Regions from separate parts of the Homo sapiens genome. Here region 1 is linked to region 2. A link is a contact called in ENCODE Hi-C or POLR2A ChIA-PET data. All regions are on one chromosome and are shown on one strand. The core of a region is the stretch at or near the end of the contact, and the rest is flanking DNA. Distances in the headings are between cores, read along the strand shown.

Region 1 (6,588 bases), core at 2,624-5,123, 89 kb before region 2:
ATTATTCTTTTGGTAAAAGATTTTTAAAAGAATCAAAAAAATCAGGAAGGAATAAAACAACAAATTTGACAAGACTTTATATAATTGATGAGGTGTAAGGAAAAATATTTCATTTGATCTTGGTATTGAAAAGATGTTCCACTGAGTAGCCCGAAAGTGCAGATATTGAATGAATAGAGAAGGGTCCTGCTTTATTTAAAAAAAAAAAAGAATGCATACATCATAACAATGTAACTGCTATTGATTAGTTTTGCTTTTATTATAGAATCTAACTATAGGAAAACCATGGGAGGTTTATGTATGGCTAGTGTACAGAATGTTAGTACCAATAACCTGGAGAAGGTGGAAGAAAAGTGATTGACAGAATGGGGAGTATAGAGGTTTAGAATGAGGAAAGTTAGAAAGAAGGGTTAGGGGTAAAGGCACTCATCCTAAATAAGCAAAGATTCAGGATAATGGAAGAAGAAAAATCAGCTAAAATTATAACCCATAGGAGATCTAAAAGTAAAAATAAATAAGTATCAAATTTAGGAAATGAGAATATATAGGGAAAGTAGCCAGGGAATAAGTTAATATCTCATCTTTTATATTAAGATATAAATATTGTTTAAATAAAGGCATAAGCCTATTATTTAAATTTATAGTGGTAACTATGAGAGGGTTAAAAATAGAAACAGAGTTGCCCTCAGGAGGTGGAGAGAATAGTAAAGGTATAATGGAGACTTTTGCTGTTTATAAGCTCTTCTTTAGTTTTATTAAGAAAGTATTTTTACACTGCCTTTGAAACACTAATTTTGTTATAAAATAATTACTAAGAACCATCCCTCATCCCATTTCTGAGTCTCATCCTATTCTCACTCCAAATCTTATGTCTGTCCAATCTATGTCTTACCCCTTCTTACTCCATTACTGAGCTCAAAAGGAAAGCATAGCTGATGTATCACAATGGCCCATCAAATTGACCAACTCATTTTATTTCATGGGTGACCAGTCATTTTATCCTCTCAGCCTCAAGTGTTTTTTTCTTTTATAAAATCAGGGCATATGGTGAATAATATAAAGTCTTTTCTAGTTTTAATATTTTTTAAGAATATACGTGCACCTCTTGGGGAGAATGTAAATTATCACAACCATGTGGAAAACAATATGGCGGTTTCACAAAAAGTTACAAAGAGAACACCATATGATTCAGCAATTCCACTTCTGGGTATATATCAAAGGATATGAAATCAGTATGTCAAAGAAGTATCTGCACTCCCATGCTCATTGCAGCATTATTCACAATAGCCAAGATATAGAATCAACCTAAGCAACCATCAATGGATGAATGGGTGAAGAAAATATGCTATATATACATAATGGAATACTATGCAGCCTTAAAAAAGAAGGAAATCCTATCATTTGCAACCACATGGATGAACTTAAAGGACATTATGTTAAGTGAAGTAAGCCAGGCACGGGAGGACAAATACTACATGATCTCACCTCACCTATACATGAAGTGCGAAAAAACTGAACGCATGAAAACAGAGAATAAAATGATGTTTTCTGAAAACCAGGGGATGGGAAGAATTGGGGAGATGTTGGTCAAAGGACACAAAATTTCAGGTGGACATGATAAATCAGTTTAAGAGATCTATGGTAAATCACGATGACTTCAATTAATAACAATATATTGTATGTTTGAAAATTGCTTTCAGAGTAGATTTTCAGTCTTCACCACAAAAAATAAGTATGTGAGGTAATGTATAATTAAGTTACTTGATTTGGCTGTTCCACAATGTACACATATATCAAAACATCACATTGTACACCAAAAATATGTACAATTTCTGCTTGTCAATTTAAAAAACAATGTGTACACTTACTTTTACCTGTTTTTGTCAGCACTAGAATATGAAGCTAAATATCCACAAGATGGCAGTCTAAGCCCAGTTCTAAGAAGAATCCATTTTGTTGTTTTTTTTTTTTTTTTAATTCTCCTAGTCTTGCTGGTAGAAATTATTACACAGCATAAAGAACTAAGAGAAATATTTTCAGGAAAATTTGAGTAAAGCCATAAGCAACACTCAAGAAACCAGGCTTACTTCCTCACCTCCAACCTTTAAGCAGTAGCTAAGCCTCTCCTATAGCATATGAATTGCCTTGCCACAAGTCACAGCAACCAAGATTTTTGCACACTTTCAAAATAACAGTCACAAAACCTTATTTCTGGGGTTTGGACCTCCATCCAAAGTATTGGTGAAAGCTATATCTTATGGACCCTCCCAGTTGGGGTGAGCAGGTTTTAAGTGACAAATCCACTCCAGCCTTCCCATCTCCCTAAGCCTTTGAATCCCTTCCTCTATGGTAAACCAAGGAAGAGCATCTCCAGCTCCCTCACAGTGGGCCACCTTTTTATCCGTGTTTCAACCAACCAACCAAACAGATTGTTAGCGCCTTTCCTAACTCCCCAAGCTGCAACATTAAATGCAGAATCTCTGCTTAGTGGGCCCAAGTCAATAAATTCAGCTAGATCCAACTTTATGTTCTTTCTACCATTATCCCACACCCATAATATCCATTCCACACGTGTTCCCTGGATTTCTGCTTGTGTAAATTAGAAAACTCAAGTCTTTCTTTTGGAGTGTAGCATACCTCCTCGTGGATCACACTTTCTATCTCACCTTTAGGGGTCTGCTGGGACTTGAGTCTGGTTATGCGGCTAGAAGCAAAGAGAGGAGGTGAAGGTGGGTCCTGAGGAGAATCAGCCTTGTCTTGCTTGGAAGCTCCCTCAGGGGAGGCCATTACTGTTTATTCAGACAATGAAGGGTTAATCCCCTCAGACACAGGTGGAAAGGCCAATATCACTGGGGGTGGGGCTTGAGATGGGGGTGCTACTGCCACTAGGGATGAGGGTTCATCAGAATTTAGGAGCCCGATGTCTCCAGCCTCATCAGGGTTCTCCCACACATCTCCATCCCAACTTAAAAAAAAAAACAAAAACAGTCTTTCCCAATCAATGTCCTCACTTTAATAGTCGACACCTGAGAGGCTGAGAGTTTGTGTTTATTGTACATCAGACCATTGCATGATGAAGGCTTGTTTGATTTTCAGCAATTTCAACAATTTCCTGTGTTTACAGGAGAGAAGGTTCTTCTTCGGGGCACACTTAGAAGCTCTTAGGCTGTTTATGAGCACCTAGAGCCAAGAATTCAAATCCATGGGCTCATCACTTTCTTCTCTCTTTTTTTGGTATAAATTTAAGGGGTACGAGTGTAGTTTTGTTATATGGATAAATTGCCAAATGGTGAAGTCTGGACTTTTAGAGTAACTGTCATCTGAATAATGTACATTGTACCCACTCAGTAATTTTTTCTCCCTCACCCCTCTTCCACTTTCCTCCCATTTTCTTTCATCACTTTGTCCAGTGGTGTTAGGAACAACCAACTAGCATTATTATATTCCTTGGTTTTTCACAAATGTTTGAAAGTATCAGTCACAGGGTTACCAAGTGTCTTGCTTCATGTATGTGGTGAATTAGGAGTATCAAATATATTTATTTTCTGTACAACAGTTCATGCCATGGACTATCTGTGCTCTCTGTACTGTTAGAAGCAGAGTCTTTAGCATTTTTATATCTAATCAGATTAGACAGCCCATTTCAAAAACCCTAAAACCAGTTAAGAAAATTTATCCTTAAAATTCTGTTTATCAAGAACCACTCCTGGTACCAAAATCTGTATTATTCAGGGTTCTCTAGAGAGACAGAACCAACAGGCTATACAAAAGGGGATATATATGGGGAGAACTGGCTTACACTATCACAGTGGTGAAGTTTCAGTTAGACTGACTTCGAGCTGGAGAGCCAGAGAAGCCAATGGCGTGACTCACAGCCAGTAGCATGGTCAGTCCATGTCCTAAGCATCAGATGCAGGAAAGCCCATAGTGCAGCAGTGAGGACTGAAACCACCCCCTACCCCAACCCCGGAGGCTGCTGGTGCAAGTCCTAGAGTCCAAAAGCTGAAGAAGAACCTAGAGTCTGATGTCCAAAGGCAGGAAAAGAAAAAGCATCCTGCTGTAGAAGGGAGAGAAGGAGATAATTTTTCTGCTCATTTTCATGAGCAGGGTCCCCAGATGACTGGATGGTGCCCACCCACACCGAGGGTGGGTCTTCCTCTTTCAGGCCACTGAATCACTCACCAATCTCCTGTGGAAGCACCCTCACAGACACACCCAGAAACAATGCATCACCAGCCATCTGGCATCTCTCAAGCCAGTCAAAGTGACATCTAAAATTAACCATCACAATGTCTTTAACTGACATCTCTTGTGTAAGTTTGGTGACTTTCAGAAAGAGAAATAGAATATATGAAAATTTCAGCTTAACTTACAAATGCTACATTTACAGATGTCCACATCAGCATAGTATTTTACCAATTTTGCCAAGTCAGTGTCCATGAAGACATGGTCAATGTGCAGGAGGGTGACTTTAGGCCAAGATAGGCATGCCGGGGCAGAGTCTTTTAAATCATCACTTATTAATTCAGTCAACATATATATTAATATATTGAGTGCTTGCTATCTGCCAGACTCCATGCCAGACACTGACTACACAGTCAAGAATGATATAACGAGGTCACTGTTTCTTGCTGTTTACATTCTTACGGCTGGGGGAACAGACACGATGGCTACAATTTGAAGGATGAGTTGGGGAACAGGTGTGAGAACAGGAAGATTATTTGGAGGCTGTGGTAATAGTTCACCCAAGAGATGATGGAAATGGAGAACAGTAGAAAGATTCGCCTAAATTACTACTCTTCCTGACTGCATTGCTCACAGCTACACACATACACACGCAACAACCTCTACCAGTGCTGTCGCATAGCTAATGGTTCCCTTCAATGTGATCTCATAACAAACTATATCTCCGTGCTAGGCTATCGTCATGCAGAAAGCAAGAAATTCATAATTATAACAATGGCAAAGAATATAGCAATCATAATATGATCATTGGACATTTACCATGAGCCAAGCATTACACACTTATTTCATGTAACTTTCAAAAGGCATTCTTATGAAATAGATGGTATTTCCTCAACATTATAGATGAGAAAGTGCATTTGGAGCATTTCAACTTATTCATCTCTGGAGTCCATTTGTTTCTTTTTACTTTTGTTGCCTGTGCTTTTAGTGTCCTATCCAAAAAGTTATTGCCAAGACCAATGTTAAGGAGAGTTTCCCCTGTGTTTTCTCCTAGTTTTATGGTTCAAGTCTTTAATCCATTTTGAGTTGATTTTTGTGTATGGTATAAGATAAGGATCCAATTTTATTATTTTTTATTTTTTGGTAAATATAGAGATGGGGGTCTCACTATGTTGCCCAAGCTCATTTATTCCTGGGCTCAAGTAATCCTCCTGCCTCGACCTCCCAAAGTGCTGGGATTACAGGCATGAGCCACCACACTTGGCTGAATTTCATTTTTTTACATGTGAATATCCAGTTTCTCCAACACCATTTATTGAAGAGACTATCCTTTCCCCATTGTGTATTCTTGGCAACTTTATTAAAGATTAGTTAACCATATATGTGTGGGTTTATTTTTGAGCTCTCAATTCTGTTTCATTGGTCCATGTGTCTGTTTTTATGCCAGTATCATACTGTTTTGATTGCTGCAGTTTTATAATATAATTTGAGACCAAGAAGTGTGATGCCTCAAGTTTGGTTCTTCTTTCTCAAGATTGCCTTGGCTACTCAGGGTCTTTGTGGTTCCATGCAAAATTTAAATTTTTTTTCTATTTCTGCTAAAAATGCCATTGGAATTTTGACAGTAACTGCATTGAGTCTGGAGATAACTTTGGGTAGTATGGAAATTTTAGCAATTGTAATTTTTCAAATCCACAGATACATAATATCTTTCCATTAATGTTTGTCTTCTTCAATTTCTTTCATCAATGTTTCAGTTACAGTTTTCAGTGTACAGATCTTCCATTTCCTTGATTAAATTTATTTCTAAGTATCTTATTTTTTGAACATTTTTATTTTAGGTTTGGGGGTACATGTGAAGGTTTGTTACGTAGATAAACACATGTCACAGGGGTTTGTTGTACATATTATTACATCACCCAGGTAATAAGCCCAGTACCCAATAGTGATCTTTTCTGCTCCTCTCCTTCCTCCCACCCTCCACCTTCAAGTAGACCCCAGTGTCTGCTGTTTCCTTCCTTGTGTTCATAAATTCTTATCATTTAGCTCCCATTTATAAGTGAGAACATGTGGTATTTGGTTTTCTGTTCCTGCCTTAGTTTGCTAAAGATAATGACCTCCAGGTCCATCCATGTTCTGGCACAAGACATGATCACATTTTTTATGGCTGCATAATATTCCATGGTGTATATGTACATTTTCTTTATTCAGTCTATCACTGATGGTAATTTAGGTTGCTTCCACGTTTTCACTATTGTGAACAGTGCTGCAATGAACATTCACATGCATGTGTCTTTATGGTAGAATGCTTTATCTTCTTCTGGGTATATACTCAGTAATGGAATTGCTGGGTTGAATGGTAGTTCTGCTTTTGGCTCTTTTGAGAAATTGTTGTACTGCTTT
Region 2 (6,582 bases), core at 3,394-5,893:
ATGTTTAATTATCCAAACAATTTCACTAAATCTTAATAGCAGGATTTAATTTCTACATTAGCCCACTGGTCTTAAAATGGTAATATGGTGTTAGCATACACTTAAGGAAGAAAAAATAGAGCACGTTTGACATAATTCAAGCTGTGGTGAAGTAACAATTTTAAAATTGTTAATTTTAAAATTAACATTGTATTACGGGTCATGTTTTCCAAGAAGACTCTGCAACTAAATTCCATTGCAAGGAGTTTATTGGGGAGCGTCTGGGGATCTGTGAAGAAATAAAGAAAGTAGGGTTCCACAGAAATATAAGTTAGGCTGCGATGCAGTCACAACAAAGGCTTAGATTATCCCATGTGGATATTTGGTGCTGAGGTTTCCTTGTAGAGTACCCCAAATTGGAGAATGAGACCCAGGCCTCTATACCCCAACATTGAACATCTGATGTTGCAAGCTGCACATAGGAAAGGTGCATGCTCGTGGGCAAGATGGCTCATTTGAGCAGAGGGAGATTTCTGGGCTGGTTGGTGGGTGGGATTCATCTAAGAGCTCTTAGCTGTCAACATACTCAGAGCTGGGAGAAGCTAATGACTTTGGGGTGATCTGTGCGGCTCACCACAGCATCCACTACACATGTCTAGAACTGTATCTCCTTTTATACCATCATAGTTATTGCACCAATGCTATGCAAAAGAATAAGGAAAGGATGGATTCATTTTATCAAATAAAAGATGTAGCACCCTCATTAAGTTTGTGCTGGGGGAGAACACGTCTATGTTGTCTTCACTAAAAGGTAATCCTGCCGGGGCAGTAGAAGTATTCACTTTACAATCACTCACTCATTCATTCCCTCACCAAGCATTTCTTGAGTGCCTACTAAGAGATAAAGATGTATCAGGAAATAGATCTGGCCAGGTGCAGTGGTTCACAACAGTAATCCTAACATTTTGGGAGGCTTAGGTGGAAGGATCACTTGAGGCCAAGAGTTCAAGACTAGCCTGAACAATATAGTGAGACCCTGTCTCTACAAAAAATAAAAAATAACCAGGGTGTCGTGGCATGCACCTGTAGTCCCAGCTACTCAGAAGGCTAAGGTGGGAGGGTTCCTTGAGCCCAGGAGGTCGAGGAAATAGATCAGACTCACGAAGCCTAATGTTGACTTCACATCTTCTCCTCTCCAGCCATCTAGTTCCCTAGTGTAAGATAAACATGAAGTTCACTGGGAACTTGAGGAATGGCCTGAATTTCTAATGTACTTAGTAGATAGTCAAATATTTTAATGATAATAATAATGATGATGATGTATACGCAATAAGAATAAGGCAAAGACTTGTATAGTAACTTGGGAGTGAGCAAAAAACGATGTTAGATTTAACTCCAAATTCTGACCTTAATGCTTATTTATGCCAGCTAAATTTCATGGAGGTGATCTTATCTGTTGTTAAATATCTCTTGTCTTTATGTCCAGAGTTGGTAGTACCTTACCTTCCTGTCTTCATTTCCTGCTCCTCACTCCTGCCACATCCTCCTTTTTGCTAATAATTGCCCACCCTGTGGTCCATCCTTTACTACTTTCCTACCAGTTCATGGCCTCTATCTCTACTTCTCCCTCCATCTCCATCTCTTCAAATAATGTTGCTCTAGGTCACTACATGGGACAAAAGTTCAGGCAGGTTGAGTGATAATATGAGGGCTGAGCACAAAGGGGAATGATCAGGGAAGGAAGTCTCTGAAAGGAGGTGGATACATATTGAACAGTACGTTGAAAGTTCTGGCCCTGTCCTGCAATCTCTACCTGGTACACCATGACCATCAGAATCTTATTGGTTCCAAAGGGCACTCTTTTGAGACCTACATACCCTTTACTCCACCACACTTTGGCAAACACGTCACAGAATGAAAATGGGGAAGAATGACTACTTGTGACCTAACTCCTCAGACCTGCAGCCTCTCTTGGATTGACTCATTCTCTTGACTCCATGCTGTTTTTTCCCATAACACCACTAATAATATACCAAGGCTGAGGAAGGGAAGAGGCTAAGTCAGCCAACAAGTGGTAATGTTAGGTGTTCATGGGAGGGCAGGGTGGTTTGTGGTAGGATATTTACATGATTGTGAAATACAAGAATGGTGGTGGGTGATAATGTGATGTTGACTTGTAAGGTGAGTGCTAATGGGTCAGAGAATCACTGCTCTGTTGAAGCCAGCTGATGTTTAGGAAAGAATGGTAGCCAATATAGTTAAGGCTGGAGATAATTATGCAAGCCAGACAAAGTGTTAAAATGGCAATTTACTAAAGGCTATCTACAGTTTGAGAACTGTCTTATGACCCTCTGGTTCCTCCATTTTCTCATTTTCCAATTTTCTAAGTTGCAAAATATTCAAGTTTCTCAAGGTTTCCTCAAGAAGATTCACCATTTCTGTCTGTGTGATTCTAATTACAACTTTGTATCTTAACATAGCCATTTCTGGAAAGCACAGGTCACAAAACACAATTTCTACATGCCTCTCAAAATGTCTGATTTTAAGTTCAATGTTATCAAATTCTAAGCAGAGATGGAAATTTTAGGAATGAACTTAAAAGGACTTCGTCACTTGATAACTAACGAATGAATGAGGAAAGCTGTGATAACCATCAATCAGGCTCTTAAAAGAAATGTATTTTGAAGAGGCCATTATTAGTTATGATTCTTAGTCATCAAAAACAGAATAGAACCCAAACCACAGCAAAGGCTATTTTGTTCATAGAACTAATATTAATTTCTCATCCTCCTCTACAAATTTCTACGTTTCTGTAAAAGACACACCCCTTAAATAAAGATACTAAAAAATCCTTTGAGATAGAAGGTTTTATTTTATTTTTACTATAGAGAGATTGAGCCTCTAAGATCTGAACAAAGTGGTCACAGTTGTATGAAAGGGAAGAAATCTCAAGGGAATGGAGAAATCTCCTAAGGATAAAGTCACTTTTCCAAGCAGCCATTGTCTTCACCAGTTATGGTGCTCAGCACTCAAAGGACTGTTAGTGTTTGGTTTAGTTGAAACATCTAGTCTTTTGCAGTCTGCCATTGGAAAATGACTGTACATTGGAAGAGTCAAGGAAGGAGTATCATTCATCATGAAGGGGCCTGTGAAAGAAGATGTCTCTTTGGGCATGAAGAGTTAAATTTTAAAACAATGAGTCTTAGAAATGAAATGACTGTTCTGGTTCCAAATGTTGTACATCTCCAAAATTAGCCCAACATGTTGAAGTAAATTAACTAGAAGCACTTTTTGTGAAAATGAACATAGTATTTAGTATTAATTTACTGTACAACTTCACTACATCTCAGTATTCATTTACTGTACAACTTTCCATTGTACATTTCGGGATTCATTTACTGTTACAACTTCTCTAATTCCTATTAATGGAGGGGATTGGGGGGAGATCATGGCCCACTGTAAAGAAAATTAGAGGAGGGATATTTGGGTTCTAATCCTGACCTCCCTGTGAAACTCAGTATGCCATTTTGGGAATATCACTGTATCTCGTTTTCTCCACAGGTGAAATAGAGTTCAAATTAATTTTCTTTTCTTTTTTTTTTTTTTTTTTTTTACAGTTTTTTTCGTGAGATAGGGTCTCACTCTGTCACCCAAGGTGGAGTGCAGTGGTATGATCATAGCTGTAACCTTGAACTCCTGGGCTCAAGCAATCCTCCTGCTTCAGCCTCCTGAGTAGCTGGGACAATAGGCACTTGCCATCACATCCAGCTCAAATTAACTTTCTGTCTCCTTATAAGTATACTGTAGGGATTAAGCGAGATGAGGAATGGAAAGCATTCTGAAATGTAAAAATACACATTGACTTTGGCCTGGACTCAGACATTCCTTAAACGTTGATTAAGTACACACCTACCTGCATCTAAATGCTGAAGCACTACTGAAGGCACCCTAAAATGGCTGAGAAGGAGAGGGAAGAAGCCAGATAATCTCCAAACACAGAGTCTACCAATTACTAAAGAGTTTACTGTGGGCCGGGCACCATGGCTCATGCCTGTAATCCCAGCACTCTAGGAGGCCGAGGCGGGGGGATCACAAGGTCAGGAGTTCGAGACCAGCCTGGCCAATATGGTGAAACCCTGTCTCTACTAAAAGTATAAAAATTAGCTGGGTGTGGTGGTGGGTGCCTGTAGTCCCAGCTACTTGGGAGACTGAGGCAGGAGAATCACTTGAACCCAGGAGGTGGAGTTTGCAGTGAGCCAAGATCGTGCCACTGCACTCTAGCCTGAGTGACAGAGCGAGACTCCTTTTCAAAAAAAAAAAAAAAAAAGAGTTGGCTGTGAATCTATGCTCAACTGTGTGCAAATTGAATTGTTGCCACATTTATGTTCCCAACCGACAGAAGCCAAAATTAAATCTCCCCATTTGTAGGTACTGTCTGGTAATTTAGTGATACATTGCTTTAATCTATGGCTGTGAATGCAGAGGCAAAAACATCTAACTTCTCTGAGACTCAGTTTTCTCCACACAGTTATGAAGAAAATGCCATAAGGGTCCTTCCTAGCTCTAATCTCTTGAGTTTTGAAAACTGAAGGAAAAGGAGGTCAGAATTGATAGACTAACTAGTTCATGTCCCAGGCACCAGGCCAGACATTTTGCCTCTCTATTGTCTCTTCATAATGAAAATAACTTCAGTTCAGTTAAGGCCAGTGCAGCCTTAATCTACTGCTGGTTTGTAAATCAATCACTCACCCCAACTCAAGAGCAGCCGATTCTATTTCTGTATGACTTTCTGTGCCAAAACTCAACCCCCAGTTTGTTTGGTTTTAATAAATGTATTCTGTTGTTACGGACATTGTGTAAAATGGAAAAAACAAGTCTAGACTGGTTTTAGTTCAGGAAGTTAGGGCAGGGTCCCTTTATTAAAAATAAACATCCTCCTGCTTGCTTCCTTTTCACTCTTTTCTCACAAATCTGTTCCCAAAAGCCCTTGGAATCCGGGACTCCAACATGCAATGATTGCCCCAGATCTCTGTACTACACCTGACCACTTTCTGAAATATTTGAAGCCGAGGATACAGGAAGTTCTTAAAGGTAACAATACAGGTTGTATGTGACACAAAATTAATGATCTGATAACTACCCTGATAGGATCTTTTGGCTTCCTATAACGAAAGTTGGCACAATTATCCTAGCGAATGAGACACATTTTTAGTCTGAATCTTGCATTCCTTGTTTTTTGGCACTCACTGCCTTTCTAATTAAAGATGGTGGCCTGTAACACTTCCTGTCCCGTCGAAACAGGAAAAGTTCCCTTGTCCCCCTCGCAGGGTGTGCGATGCAGATGTGGCTCGCTTCTTCATTGTCCCGCTGCTCAGACCTCTAGGGGAGCATGCAGATGGGCAGGTTGTTGGGCTCCGACCCCATGACAGTGTCTAGGGGTGAATGTTTACAGCTCCTGAAGCCCCAGTGGGTGTGTGTTACAGGGTGCTCTTTTAGTTTAGCCATCCGTAGTCGGCTTGCGTAAGCTCAGTTAGACCCTTTATCTTCTGCAAAGACGGAGGGCTTTCTGTACCCTGGGTTCTTGCCTTGATGTACCAGAAGAATCAGATCACACCGAGGCTTGGAGAATGAGTGCAAGGTTTTACTGAATGGGAGTAGCTCTCAGCAGATGGGGGAGCCAGAAGGGAGATGGTTTTCCCCTGAAGTCTGGCTGATCAGCAGCCTGGACTCTCCTCTAACTGTCCCTACCAAATTTGTGTCGTTCTGCTTCTGCCGGTCGGTGGCCTGCAGGTGTGCCAGTGTCAGTGTGTTCCTCTCGACGTCCAGCTCAGCTGCCTCTAGTCTGCCTGCTAGGGTCTTGGGAGTTTTTATAGGCACAAGATGGGGGCATGGCAGGCCAGGGTGGTCTTGGGAAATGCAACAGTTGGGCAGGAAATGCCTGTCCTCACCTAGGTCTGTGGGAGTGGAGCCCTAGGGAGGGACCACGCCCTCCTCTACCCAGCGCTTCCATATCAGCAATAGGGTATTTGATGCTGTAACTCAATCCAGGGTCGAGTTTGTTTTCAGTCCTTGTCTTTTCACCTTTGGGGTTTTCCTTTTTTTGGTGGGTCTGCCTCTTTCTTTTCTTCTCAGGGGATTTTGTGAAGTACCATTAAAATATAAAAGTTTCTGATTAGTGAAGGACACAAGTGGCCTGCAAGAAGAAATACATTAGTAAATATTTATTGTTCTCCAGCAAACACTTGGAAGAGCATAGTGTGGCAGTTAGGCGCAAAGGCTCTGGGGTAGAGAACCTGAGTATTTACCTACCGTGTGAACCTTCACAAGTCTCATTTCTCTGTGCTTCAGTTTCTGCAATGTGAAGTGCGAATAGTAACAGAACTAACCTTATAGCCTTATTGTGAAGATTTAAATAAGCAGCACAAGTTAAGCACTTGGAAGGTGACTTGGCACAGAGCAAGCCTCAGTTATTACAATTGAGGAATATCCCAAAGCACTCAGAAGTCACATACGTCTCAAGCTTTCTGTGTTTTTTCTTTGTTTCTGGTCTGTGCTAAGGCACTAGCTGTTCATTCCACCTAGAATACACTCCCCACCTTCCCT

Evidence for each region. Hi-C counts contacts between places; a loop is a spot of excess contacts on that map. ChIA-PET counts read pairs that join two places held with the same protein, here RNA polymerase II (POLR2A). Pooled maps may share reads with other maps.
Region 1: a loop to region 2 is called in a map of endothelial cell of umbilical vein, with 7 times the contacts of the local background. The contact joins two enhancer-like sites. A Hi-C loop is called at or near these places in 2 of 168 maps with a recorded cell type or tissue (dorsolateral prefrontal cortex and endothelial cell of umbilical vein) and 10 of 50 pooled maps. POLR2A ChIA-PET finds 5 or more read pairs at or near these places in 4 of 52 experiments (CD4-positive, alpha-beta memory T cell, OCI-LY7, WTC11 and 1 more).

Annotation. Positions count from the first base shown.
Region 1 is chr12:14,991,341-14,997,928 of GRCh38, reverse strand. No RefSeq gene overlaps it. Among named protein-coding and RNA genes, the nearest start is that of LINC01489, 7.2 kb to the left of the region's middle. RefSeq lists a silencer at 6,573-6,588. Within about 2 kb of position 3,873, at least 5 of the 41 ENCODE cell types and tissues checked have a DNase peak (open chromatin) inside an H3K27ac peak, as active enhancers do.
Region 2 is chr12:14,903,597-14,910,178 of GRCh38, reverse strand. It overlaps LOC124902885 (a long non-coding RNA gene), which reads right to left and starts at 72. Exons shown (of 2, transcript XR_007063221.1): 1 at 1-72. Within about 2 kb of position 4,643, at least 7 of the 41 ENCODE cell types and tissues checked have a DNase peak (open chromatin) inside an H3K27ac peak, as active enhancers do.